2 separate regions of the Homo sapiens genome follow, and region 1 is linked to region 2. A link is a contact called in ENCODE Hi-C or POLR2A ChIA-PET data. All regions are on one chromosome and are shown on one strand. The core of a region is the stretch at or near the end of the contact, and the rest is flanking DNA. Distances in the headings are between cores, read along the strand shown. Region 1 holds the start of PITX1 (paired like homeodomain 1). Region 2 holds the start of PCBD2 (pterin-4 alpha-carbinolamine dehydratase 2).

What was found. A loop is a pair of places that touch in the nucleus more often than their neighbours do. ChIA-PET counts read pairs that join two places held with the same protein, here RNA polymerase II (POLR2A). Pooled maps may share reads with other maps.
Region 1: a map of OCI-LY7 shows a loop between it and region 2 (2.9-fold over the local background). The contact joins the promoter of PITX1 here to the promoter of PCBD2 in region 2. A Hi-C loop is called at or near these places in 3 of 168 maps with a recorded cell type or tissue (HepG2, OCI-LY7 and tibial artery), 4 of 37 single-sample maps with no recorded cell type and 13 of 50 pooled maps. POLR2A ChIA-PET finds 5 or more read pairs at or near these places in 6 of 52 experiments (AG04450, HCT116, HEK293 and 3 more).

Annotation. Positions count from the first base shown.
Region 1 is chr5:135,032,210-135,038,014 of GRCh38, reverse strand. PITX1 (paired like homeodomain 1) reads left to right here and starts at 3,787. Exons shown (of 3, transcript NM_002653.5): 1 at 3,787-4,302. The coding sequence starts at 4,134. PITX1-AS1 (PITX1 antisense RNA 1) reads right to left here and starts at 4,741. Exons shown (of 6, transcript NR_161235.1): 1 at 4,475-4,741. RefSeq lists an enhancer at 4,271-4,903.
Region 2 is chr5:134,903,677-134,910,285 of GRCh38, reverse strand. PCBD2 (pterin-4 alpha-carbinolamine dehydratase 2) reads right to left here and starts at 5,155. Exons shown (of 4, transcript NM_032151.5): 1 at 5,063-5,155. The coding sequence starts at 5,146. RefSeq lists enhancers at 4,072-4,657, 4,658-5,242 and a silencer at 4,840-5,599.

The sequences.
Region 1 (5,805 bases), core at 2,538-5,037, 130 kb before region 2:
CTCAAATACATCCTGGCTCTCCCCGGGACAGGCTGGGGATCCCCATTTGGCAGGAAGCCTCAGACTGGGGTCCCAGGAAGCCTAAAGGAGCCAGTGAGGTCTTTCCAGCCCCTACCTGAGCACCCTCCTCCCCACTTACCCAGTAATTGCTGTATTCAAAGAAACGGGAGCTTTTATTGGGGAGGGGGTGTTAGATCAGGCAGAAAGAGGTAGGTGGTCCAAACCTGCACTCCCAAAACAGGGTTTTCAAGTTTGAACTTCTCCACGGACTAAGAGGCTTAGGGCTGGAATGTCCCAGAGAGTCATGGATAGCCCTGGTGGCAGGCCATGGCACATTCCTTCCTTTTTCCTAAAATACCTTGATTCTGGGAGCAAGGATTAGGGCACGGTGCCCCCGTGGGTGGGTAGAAGGATGCCCCCCCACTGAGAGCCTTCCAACCACCCTTCCCAAATTACATTACTAAACCATTCTTGGGCACAGGGTGTTTTTAGTGAGCCAGGCTTCAGGAAGGGTCCTCATGGTGACTACTTCAACCCCACAACAGCCCAAGCTCTTCTGCTCAGCCCAGCCAAGACCCTAAACTCCAAAATTCTTGAAAATCAGAGAATCATTGCTGGCTTTGTGTGGTCACGGAGGGGTGGGGAACAGGGCACATGGTTCCAGCTCCACTAAGCCCCCTTCCCTCCTCTCTTCGTGTCCCATCAGCAAGTGAGCTGGATGCTGAAGCAGCAGGCAGAGTCCGGTGTTGGACATGGGAACTGAGGCACAGTGCAGATCAAGCCTTAACCTTGAGGGAAACACAGGTCACATAGCACAGCTGGGGGAACACAAAGCCTCTGCTTACTCCTGAAAGAGTGCTGTTTTCTGTCCTGTATGTGTGACGTGTCTGTGAGCGTGCAAGAAGCCCCTATCTTGACTGGGACAATGGCCAGTGAGTGTAGCTGGGGAAGAATTGAGAGCATGTCCAGGTCCCTTCCCCAGCCAACGCCCAAGATCAGGCCACAGCCTCCTCACAATCAATTGCCTCCTCACTCCTTGATCACTCAGTGCTGCCCAGGCCCAGCAGAACAGACTCTGCCAGCAGGCCCCACTAGCCCCAGCTCCTCTTTGGGTCTCAGGTCCCCTGAGGATATGGGGCTTCACCTGAAATGGTCTGAGGGCTTTTCCTTCTACACAGCAGGCATCAAGATCACCAAATAAAGGGACTATTGTGCCTGCCTGGAGCCCTGCCAGAGGTTTGGGCCCAGAGGGGCACACAGCAGGTGCTCAATAACTGCATTAAATGCACTAACAGTGAGGAAACACGCCCCTCAGACTAAGCAGTGAGTGCTGCTCACAGAATAGTCCCCATTGGGGGATGGCCCAAAGAGTCACTTTGGTCCCTCTGGGAAGTGAGAAGGCAAGTGAGAAGGCTGTGAGTCTTAACCTCCTCTAGAGGCCCACAGACAGACCATTCATTTCTAAGTCTCTACCCAGAGACGCACTGTGCTTCCCACCTTGGCCTGACATGTGGCAGGGTTAGAACACACCTCCTATCCCCTGCCAGCCCGCGTTCATGCCAAGTAGCACATATATGCCTAAACTCAGCACTTCCATAGTGCAGTGAATACATGTGTGTGTACAGCATCTCCGCATGGATGTACAGGATGTGTGTGTGTGTGCGTGCCCCCATGCTGTCTGCATTCAGGCTGTTCTTTTTGGTAAGACAGCTAAAAAAAGAATGGTCTGTGAAGGGACACTCCCTAGCACGCTGCAACACCTGAATATCTCCTTGAAAGGAGGGATCTTCTACTGCAGGAGACTCGTGGTAAAGGTGGCCAAGAAACATGGCAACGGTGGGGCTGAGGGCAAATGCTGGGCAACTGTGCTTCCCCATGTTCCCCTCCCCGTAGCCAAGACTCATTTCATGGAGGGAGATCTCAGCTTGGAAGAAGGCAGGAGTCACTGAGCCTCCCCAATCCAAACCCCTGAGAAGTGTCCTCCCTCTGGCCTCAGACCCTGCATCCTGTGGTCACAGACCCACAGTGAGAAAGGACCAGGCCCTAAGGAGCTGTGCTGTCTCTCCACGGCCCAGAGCGGGGGATGGGGATGGGGATGGGGATGGGGATGGGGATGGGGATGGGGGTAGGGGTGGGGGTGCTTTGGACTAACGTGGAGGGAATGGAAGGCAGGCCTGGTTCCACCCTGCATGCCCGACCCTGGCCCCAGCAGCCCCCACAAGGAGCTCAGCTGACCCTGGGTGTCTCCCTGTGATGGGAAGGGGTAAGACGAGGACTCAAAGGCAGAACCTGCAGAGTGCCCCAGACGCTGATACCTGCACAGTCAGTGCCACCCACCCAGGAGTTGAGGAGGCACTGGGTTTTGGGGTGAGGACACTGGACACCTCCCTGCTTCTTTCCCAGGCAGACAATCCTGGCGCAGCTCCCTTGGGTTGCTGTGTCTGGTGGAGCTGATCACAGGTGAGGGGCAGAGGGCAGTCTGGGGTCCGCCTATGGCCAGAGGAGCAGGTCAGGGCGGCGCCTTGCCGCCCCAGCTGTGGCCTGTTTGCTCAAGACGCTGAGGTCTCGGGGCCAGCTAACAATTGTTGAGCAAAATCCTTCGACAAACTTCACCTACGTGCAAGGACTCGAGGAGGGAATCACTCTTAGGAGTGGGAGAGTAATGTCTTTGCCTGTGCCCAGTGAAGGCCCATTGGAGCTGCAGCTCAGCTACCACTGTGTGGGAGAGAAGCTGGAAGACTGAGGGCTTCCTGGGCTGCTGGCCCAGGGTTGGGAGACAGCAGTCACCTGGCTTACCAGGCCTATGCCTGAAGCCCTGGGAAGCCAGGACGCAGGCCCCAGGCTGGGACAAAGCTACCCTGAAGGAGGGCAAAGGCTGCCAAGGCCAACCCCATGCCTGCCAAGGCCAGGCCTGGCCCATTTGGCCAAGGCCTAAGGTGTAAAACAAGGGGAGAGGTACAAGAGGCTGTGGGGTCTGGCTGGGATCCTTGGGGTCTTCCTTCTGCATTCTCCAAACGCCTAGAGCCAGCAGAAACGTTTCGTCTGATTAGAAGCCATCATTTCTATCCCAATCCCGGAAAATTGACTGCGGTGCAGAGAGGGAGGCCTGAGAAGCAGCCGTAGGGGAGAAGGTCCAAGCTAATTAGGAGGCAGCATCCGGGGGCCCATTAGAGCGCAGGCTGCTGTCACTCAGCCGGGCTGAGTTCCCGGGAGAAGAGGCTGGAGAAGGAGGGGCAGGCGGCCCCTCGACGAGGACACCGCTGGGAGCTGCCGGAACGGGCCCCGGGCTCTGCCCCCGCCCCGGCGCTGGCTCGAAGGCGCCCGCTCGGTGCGATCCTGTTCGGCAAACATTCACTCATCCTGGGCTGTTCTCGCCAGGGCTGGGGACTTCGAGGCGGCCGAGACGGGAGTTGATTCTAGGCGAAACAAGTCATTTGAGGCCTGAGGTGTGCACGAGCCGCCCGGGACTCGCAGGCCAGATGCGTTTCTTTTGTGAGGCCGAGGGAGAACTCGGTGTGTCACCGGGGAAGGAGGGAGAGGCGCGGCGAGGCCGCGGGGGGCGGGGAGGCGGCGGGAAGGTGGCTGCGGAGGGGGAGGGCGCGGGCGAGGCAGGGAGGGAGGGAGGGCGGCAGTGAGGGCGCGGCGGCGCGGGCGGCTTGGGGCTGGATTCCGCCCGCGCTCCCTCGCTCGCTCGCTCCCTCCCCAGCCCCCTCCCACCCAGGCCCACCCCACCCAGCACCCCTGGCGCAGGGACTGCTGGAACCTGGCTGTGCGCGCTGTCGCTTTAAGACAGACTCTGCCGGCGCCGTCCGGAGCCTTAGAAACCGGCCCCGGATCGCGAGCCGGAGCCGGAGCCGGAGCCGGGGCCGGCCGGGCTGCTGAGGCCCGAGCGGCAGGAGCGCAGCGCGGAGCGCTGAGCCAGGCGCCCAGTCGCGAGAAGCTGCCGCCGCCTCTGCCCGCCCGGCGCCGCAGCCCCGGGCGGTCCATGGGGCGGGCACGGCGTCGCTGCAGGCGCCGGCAGCCCTGGAGGGCAGCCGCTTAGGCGCTGCGCTCTTGTCCCCGCAGGTCGCAGCCAGGGCGGCGGGGCGCGCCCAGCCCCGGCCCCTGGAGCGCCCGCCGCGGTCCCCACCTCCATGGACGCCTTCAAGGGGGGCATGAGCCTGGAGCGGCTGCCGGAGGGGCTCCGGCCGCCGCCGCCGCCACCCCATGACATGGGGCCCGCCTTCCACCTGGCCCGGCCCGCCGACCCCCGCGAGCCGCTCGAGAACTCCGCCAGCGAGTCGTCTGACACGGAGCTGCCAGGTAAGCGCCGTTCCCCGCGCGGCGCGCACAGAGCCTACCCGGGCGCGGAGCACGGGGAGCTGGGAGCAGGGCCTGACGCCCGCGCCGCGCAACCAAGCTCCCTCTCCGCCCCAGAAGCGTCAGGAGCTTTCTTTTTCCCGTTCTCGACCTGACGGTGAACGCGGAAACTTACGCACACGCGAAGGCACTTCCACGCGGTCCCCACGCGCCAAGAGACTGGCAGATGCACGAGCCTACAGCTGGAGGGTTGGACTGACAGCCCCTCTTGATCAGGAGTAAATAGAACGGGAAAGAATTTGATTTGCGCAACTGGGCGCTAAGGAGCGGCTCGGACGAAGGGAGAGGAGGAGACCGAGAAAGGAAGAGGGGTGACGGGCGAGAGAACGCACTCAGAGAGACAGAGAGGGAGGTTAACACCGTGACAGTAGGCGACAGAATGAAAGAGACCAAAGAGAAGGGGCGGGCGGGAAGGGTAAACGGGGGGAGAGGGGTCATCAAGTAGAAGGGAGACACAGAGGACGGTGAGGGCGAGCGGGCCAACAGGCGCGGCCGGACTCCCAGCAAGGCCAGCCGGAACGCCGATCAAGGGATCCGGCCCACGTGCGCGGCCGAAGCCCGGAGCAGCCCGGCTCTGGCCCCCGCCCCGGCTCCTGCGCGTCTCCCTCCGCGCTGCCTTTTTTTGTCCGAGCTGGAGCTTTTTTCCAGCAGCGAACTGGGCCCGCGGGTGGCCGGCGCGGGCAGTGGGGCAGCGAATCCGCTGCCCAGCGCAGCCGGCCGGGTTCCGGAGGGGCTCCGAGCTCCCCGGTGTGGGCGCCTCTTCTGCGTTCATTTCTTAATACACAGCTGAATGTTTCTCTCCACTTTCTTAGTATCTGTTTCTCTTTTGCATCCCTAAGTGATTTTTCTGAGAGGTTGTTTGCTTGGTTAAAACATAATCAACGCTGAACTCTACTTTTGTTTTCAAAAGTTTTAAGCGCGGTCTTTGGTTGGTTTTATTTTTAAAACCTAGAGAGATATATAATCGTATATTGATTTTTTTGAACCAAATCTATGAGGATGAATTAATTTTAACTGTATCTTTCGATTCTGAAAGAATTAACGTACGAAGTGTAGGTCTGGAATTTAAAATATCTACATGCAACATTATTCTTCCGGAGATTTTAAAAAGTCAATCCAAAATGGCGCGTTTCTCCGGAATTTTCTCAAAATCCATTTACAGTGGTGTTATTTGGGGAATTTAAATTATCTAACTATAATGTGTTTCTCTGGGATTTAAAAATTATCTCTACAAGGGCCTTATTGGGAAGGAGTTAAAAATCTATCTACAACGGTACATTATTTTTTTAAATCCCAGAGAAATAAATGCTTCTGTCAACCTGGAGTTTATACACTTACAGCTCTGTATTTAGTTAGGGGTGTGTTTGTACGGAGCTTTCTGGCTTCTTAATTTACATTTGCTCTGTGTTTCTTCCTGTCTGATTTTGAGAATTTGTGGCCCTTTCA
Region 2 (6,609 bases), core at 3,906-6,405:
CTCAAACTTATGGCTCCTTACCTTAAGCAGAGATGTAGAAAAGTCTGAAAGGCAACAAATTCTAACCATCTTTCATTCCTTTGTTCTCTTAAAGAGACCAAAGCAAGGCTAGCTCTGTGCAAAATAAGCTGCCTCCATGGCATGTCACCTCTGGCTCCCTTACTGCTGCCTCAAACTTCACAATTCAGCTTCTCTGGTTGGTTGGTTGGTTGTTTCGAGACAGGGTCTCGCTCTGTCGCCCAGGCTGGAGCGTAGTGGTGCAATCACAGCTCACTGCAACCTCCGCCTCCTGGGCTCAAATGATCCTCCCACCTCAGCCTCCCAAGTAGCTGGGACTACAGGTGCACACCACCACACCCAACTAATTTTTTGTATTTTTGGTAGAGAGGGATTTTCACCATGTTGCTCAGGCTGGCCTTGAATTCCTGAGCTCAAGTGATCTGCCCACCTGGACCTCCCAAAGTGCTGGAATTACAGGCATGAGTGACTGCGCCCGGCCCTTCTGTGGTTTATTACAGATACAACAAAGATTGACTATTACCACCGGCCATCTTGGACACTGCAGAATTCTAGGACTTGTGGCAAGTCTATTGGCAGGACCAGAATTAAAATTCAAGGCTCCAAACTCCTGGTCTATTGCTCTTTGGATGGCCCTACATCACCTCAGTAGCCTTCACTACTCTCTGTTATATCTCTAATAAGCCAGAGAAGCTGAACTGTGACGTTTGAGGCAGCAGTAAGGGGGCCAGAGGGAACATACCATAGAGACAGCTTATTTTGTACAGAGCCAGCCTTGTTTTGGTCTGTCTTTTGAGAACAAAGGAATGAAAGATGGTTTTAACTATTTGGAATTACCATCTCCTGTCACATCTAATGAAAACCAATCCCCGGATGGGGAAAAACAAATGCACATTTACATAGGATTTTATCTAACTTCTGGGGGTCCACAGATCCTCTGGACTACAGGTAAAAAGCCCTGGCCTCAGTGGGGTGGGTTTATGAAGCCCTCTTCTCAGAGCACCAGTCAGACAAACTCTCTCCATAGTTTGGCCAGAGTACTGCCCAGTCCAAAGCACTTGTGTGCACTGTCTGGCCTGTTTCTACGCATCCTGGGGATGACATTCACAAAGCCAGGTTCTGTTGGTTAACAGGCCCACACTTCCCATGCTATTGGTTTTTTAACTGAAATAACTTTAAACATCAGGGCCAGAGAGAAGATATGGACACTTGACTAGAAGTCAGGAAAGCAGGGTTCTCATTCCAGGCAATACTTCTTGCCTTACCTACTTGCAGAGTTACTGTAGGCTCAGGTGAGAGAGAGGCTGTCACCCAGAAAGATGAACATTAGTGAAGGCTCCTCATCAAAGGGCAACTGTGGGCTAAGCTGCATTCCCTGGATTCTCTGCCATTAAGCTGCAACTCACTCCCACTTCAGAAATCCCAAAATCATTTATCACTAATATTAAGAGAGGAAAAAGATTTTACCTTTAGACAACTTTTTCTATGAAGAAAAAAATACTAATAAATCAGTTTTCTAGTTTTTCTTCTTTGCTAGGTCGGCTATTCTTCCCCACAACTAACAAAAGGAAAGAATGAGAGTACCTTTTTTTTTTTTTTTTTTGAGACCAAGTCTTGCTCTGTCACCCAGGCTGGAGTGCAGTGGTGTGATCTCAGCTCACTGCAACCTCTGCCTCCCAGGTTCAAGCGACTCTTCTGCCTCAGCCTCCTGAGTAGCTGTGATTACAGGTGCATGCCACCACGCCCAGCTAACATTTTGTATTTTTAGTAGAGACAGGGTTTCACATGTTGGCTAGGCTAGTTGCAAACTCCTGACCTCGAGGGATCCGCCCACCTTAGCCTCCCAAAGTGCTGGGATTACAGGCGTGAGCCACTGTGCCCAGCAGAGAATACTTTTTAATTAAACAAAAATATGCAAAAGCTTGTTGTTAAAAACCACTTACTAGATTAGTTGGGCATGGTGGCACACGCCTGTAATCCCAGCCATCCAGCCTGGGCAACAGAGTGAAACTCTGTCTCAAAAAAAAAAAAAAAAACATTTACTAGGGCTGGGCACAGTGGCTCACATCTGTAATCCTGGCACTTTGGGAAGCTGAGGTGGGAGGATCATTTTAGGCCAGGAGTTGAAGACTAGCCTGGGCAACGCAATGAGACCTCGTCTCTACAAAAAAATTTTAAAAAATAGCCGGGTGTGGTGGACCATGTCCATAGTCTCAGCTACTTGGGAGGCTGAGGTGGGAGGATCACTTGAGACCAGATGACTGAGGCTGCAGTGAGCTATGATCACCACTGCATTCCAGCCTGGGCAACAGAGTGAGACCCTGTCTCTTAAAAAAAAAAAAAAAAGTCCGGGCGTGGTGGCTCACACCTGTAATCCCAGCACTTTGGGAGGCCGAGGTGGGTGGATCACGAGGGCAGGAGTTCAAGACCAGCCTGGCCAAGATGGTGAAACCCCATCTCTACTAAAAATACAAAAAATTAGCTGGGCGTGGTGGCAGGCGCCTGTAGTCCCTGCTACTCAGGAGGCTGAGGAAGGAGAATCATTTGAACCCGGATGATAGAGGTTGCAGTGAGCCGAGATCGTGCCACTGCACTCCAGCCTGGGCAACAGAGTGAAACTCCGACTCAATTAAAAAAAAAAAATCAAAAGAGATTCATTCATCAGTTTTCCAGTGACAGTTCTGAAAAACTTACACATACATCTATCATAAGAAATCTAAAATTCTTGGCCAGGCGTGGTGGCTCATGCCTGTAATCCCAGCACTTTGGGAGGCCGAGGCGAGCAGATCACAAGGTCAGGAGTTCGAGGCCAGCCTGGCCAAGATGGTGAAACCCGTCTCTACTAAAAATACAAAAATTAGCCAAGCGTGGTGGCACGCGCCTATAGTCTCAGCTACTCAGGAGGCTGAGGCAGGAGAATCGCTTGAACCCAGGAGGCAAAGTTGCAGTGCGCCAAGACCGCACCACTGCACTCCAGTCTGGGCAACAGAGCGAGACTCCGTCTCAAAAAAAAAGAAAGAATTCTGAAATTCTTATTAAACACTTATTTTGTCAACTCAGAGAATTTTGGAAAAGAAACAGAATTATGTGTGTCCACACTGAGTAGCTGCAAAGAAAACCATTAAACATGCTGCCTGTAATAAGGCAGGAACCTGGAGTCTGTAGAACACACTGAGCTGTTTTCTCTGAGTGCTGGACCATCCACATCCCCGCTAAGATCAGTGGTATGCACTTTATGCCCACAACAGACACCTGCCCAGCAGCAGGGACCACACCCAGGACTGGGAAATGGAGCCACTTCATCTACATAACATCAAAGGCCCCCATGAGGGCACATTCACAGCAGAACCCTTGGTGGTGGGCTTAATTTTTTCAGGGGATGGGGGGTAGGCTAGGATTTGAAGAGAGTAAACTAGATCTAAGGCCTAACTTTGTTACTTTTAGCTGTGGGATACTAAACTCCGCTTTTCTGAATTCCGGGATCCTTCTGTCTGTAGTGGGGATATTATAATATCTACCTGCCAAGATTTTTTGAAAGGCTTAGATTACAGATCTTGAATGTGAGGGTACCTAGCATTGAGCCTGGCATGGGGCAGCGCTCAAATCATGTCTGTTGACTCATTCCTTCCCAGAACACCCTAATCTTACTGGATCACTAGCACCTGGGGCAGAGTACGCCTGAAGACACGCCTAGGTGACAGTAGGCACTCAACTTGTGTTCTCCCCTTCGTGGACAAGAAGCGGCGGAGTGCCTATCTTCCTCCGTCTTCGAGCTATTTTAAATTTCTTCTATTACAGCACTTTGGGAGGCCGAGGAGGGTGGATGACGAGGTCAGGAGATCGAGACCATCCTGGCTAACACGGTGAAACCCCGCCTCTACTAAAAATACAAAAAAATTAGCCGGGCGTGGCGACGGGCGCCTGTTGTCCCAGCTACTCGGGAGGCTGAGGCAGGAAAATGGCGTGAACCCGGGAGGCGGAGCTTGCAATACGCCGAGATCGCGCCACTGCACTCCAGCCTGGGTGACGGCGTGATTCTCCTTCTCAAAAAAAAAAAAAAAAAAAAAAAAAAATTCTTCTATTAAAGAATTTCAGGCCAGGCGCAGTGGCTCGCGCCTGTAATCCCAGCACTTTGGGAGGCCGAGGCAGGTAGATCACCTGAGGTCAGGAGTTCGAGACTAGCCTGGCCAACATGGCGAAAACCCCTCTCTACTAAAAATATAAAAAATTACCTGGGCGAAATGGCACGCGCCTGTAATCGCAGCTACTCGGGAGGGTGAGGCAGGAGAATAGCGTGAACCCAGGAGATGGAGGTTGCAGTGAGCCGAGATCGCGCCACTCCACTCCGGGCTCGGCGATACAGCGAGACTCCGTGTCGAAAAAACAAAACAAAACAAAACATTTCAAACTGAAATGGGCGGTTAAAATGCAACTTAAAATGAGATGGTGAGTTTAACGCACCACTTTTCCACTAGGTGGTGCTGCATGTTAAAACTTTCCCTCCATTTACTCCAAAATATTAATTTCTACAGCAGGAAAACTGACGGCCCCTTGGAAAAGGAAAGAAAAGTCAATATGTCACCAAAAAAGACAATTTATTAATAACTCCTCCAAAACCTCTGTGGGTTCCCCTTGGAGTGAAGCGCGAGCAGGGAGCCGCCATAGGGAGCCAGGCCCGCAGCGCCGTTCGTCCTCAGCACAACGAGCGGCAGCGGGCACCGAATTGTTCTGCAACTACTTTTCACATCTGCCTTTTGTAGTTGCTGAACAAAATTCGTTCCCATTTGTTTCCGGTTGGCAAGTTCGTAGGCTTCGGCGGAAGTGTAAAGTCAAGGGCAAGTGGCGGAGGCTGCGGCCACCCCGGTCTCTGAGCGGCGCACCGGACAGGTGGTCAGTCCCGGGACGCGGTGACCCGACGCCCGAGCTCCAAGGCTCGGCCCACGCCGGGTTCGCCCCAGTCCCGCTGGTCCCTCAGCCGACGCCGCCGGGCCTCGCACCGCCCCCCGACCCCGGACCCCCACCCACGCGGCCGCTGTGCACTCACCATGGCCGCTAGCCCTAGGCTCTGGCCTCGCAGCGCCGCCAACAAGCGCCGCGTCGCCCCGAGCGCCCCGAGCACCGCCGCCATTGGCCGTCTGCCGAGGGCTGCCCCGCGCGCTGCCTGCCGGCCGCCCACAGCCGCCCCCGACCCGACCACGCCCAGCTACCGCCAGCCCTGGTAGTCTCCCTGCGGGGCTGGCCCGGAGCGGGGTCTGTGTGTGGGAAGCGCCCAGCCTTCCCGCGGGCACAGGCGCAGCCCGGACCCCGAACACCCCCAGGAGCTTCAGCGGTCGCCAGCGCCCTTGGCCGCCAGGTGGACTCTGCGCGCCCCACAGCCGTAGGCCCAGCAGGCGCGCGCGGTCCCCGCCCCGTGCGGGCCCGTCGCGTCTGTGCCCGGGACGCAGGTCGCCCGGCGCGCGCTGGCCTTGCCCTCCGGTCCTCGCTGCGCTAGGAGGAACTTCGCCCAGCCTCGGGCGCCGGCCTCCTCCGCTTCGCGGGCGCTAGCACCGAGCTGGGCTCCCCGCTTGGCGGCGCTGCGCGCAGTCCATGCGGGCAGGAGGATGTCGTAGGCCAGGGCGGGGCAGTTGAGCGGCGGGGCTGGGGCAGTGAACCACGGCAGTTCCCATCGGGGGCTCCTAAGTCTTGCAGTAGTGGGTTCGAACGCAGCCTCTGTTCAGTCATCACGCAGCTGCCAAGTTCTTGAGCCAGCTGGCTCGTCTGGGTTTGCCTGGACCAAAAAGTGTGGAAACCCGGCCTGTAATCCCCTCCCAAACGTGTCCGTGCCCTGTTTACCCCCAGGCTCAGCACACAGTAGGAGCTCTGCAGACAGCTGTGAACAGATTTAGGTGAATCTTTTCTTGTATCATTTTTGGGGAGGTATTCTTTCATTCTTTTTTTTTTTTTTTTTTTGACTTTTTTGAGATGTAATTGACATACTATTAAGAATACTCACTTGTATCTTTTTTTTTTTTTTTTTTTTTTGAGACGGAGTCTCGCTCTGTCGCCCAGGCTGGAGTGCAGTGGCGCGATCTCGGCTCACTGCAAGCTCCGCCTCCCGGGTTCACGCCATTCTCCTGCCTTAGTCTCCCGAGTAGCTGGGACTACAGTCACCCGCCACCACGCCCGGCTAATTTTGTTTTTGTATGTTTAGTAGAGACGGGGTTTCACAGTGTTAGCCAGGATGGCCTCAATCTCCTGACCTCGTGATCCGCCCGCCTCGGCCTCCTAAAGTGCTGGGATTACAGGCGTGAGCCACCGCGCCCGGCCTCTTTTTTGTTTGTTTTTAACTGAATAGTTTAAGCAGGCCAGGCATGGTGGCCCGCACCTGTAATCACAGCACTTTGGGAGGACAAGGCAGGAGGATCACTTGAGGCCAGATGTTCGAGATCTGCCTGGGCAACATGGCAAAACCCCATCTCTATTAAAAATACAAAAATTAGCCACGCGTGGTGGCACGTGCTGGTAGTTCCAGCTATCCGTGAGGCTGAGATGGGAGGATGGCTTGAGCCCGGGAGGCTGCAGTGAGCTGAAATCACGCCACTGCATTCCATC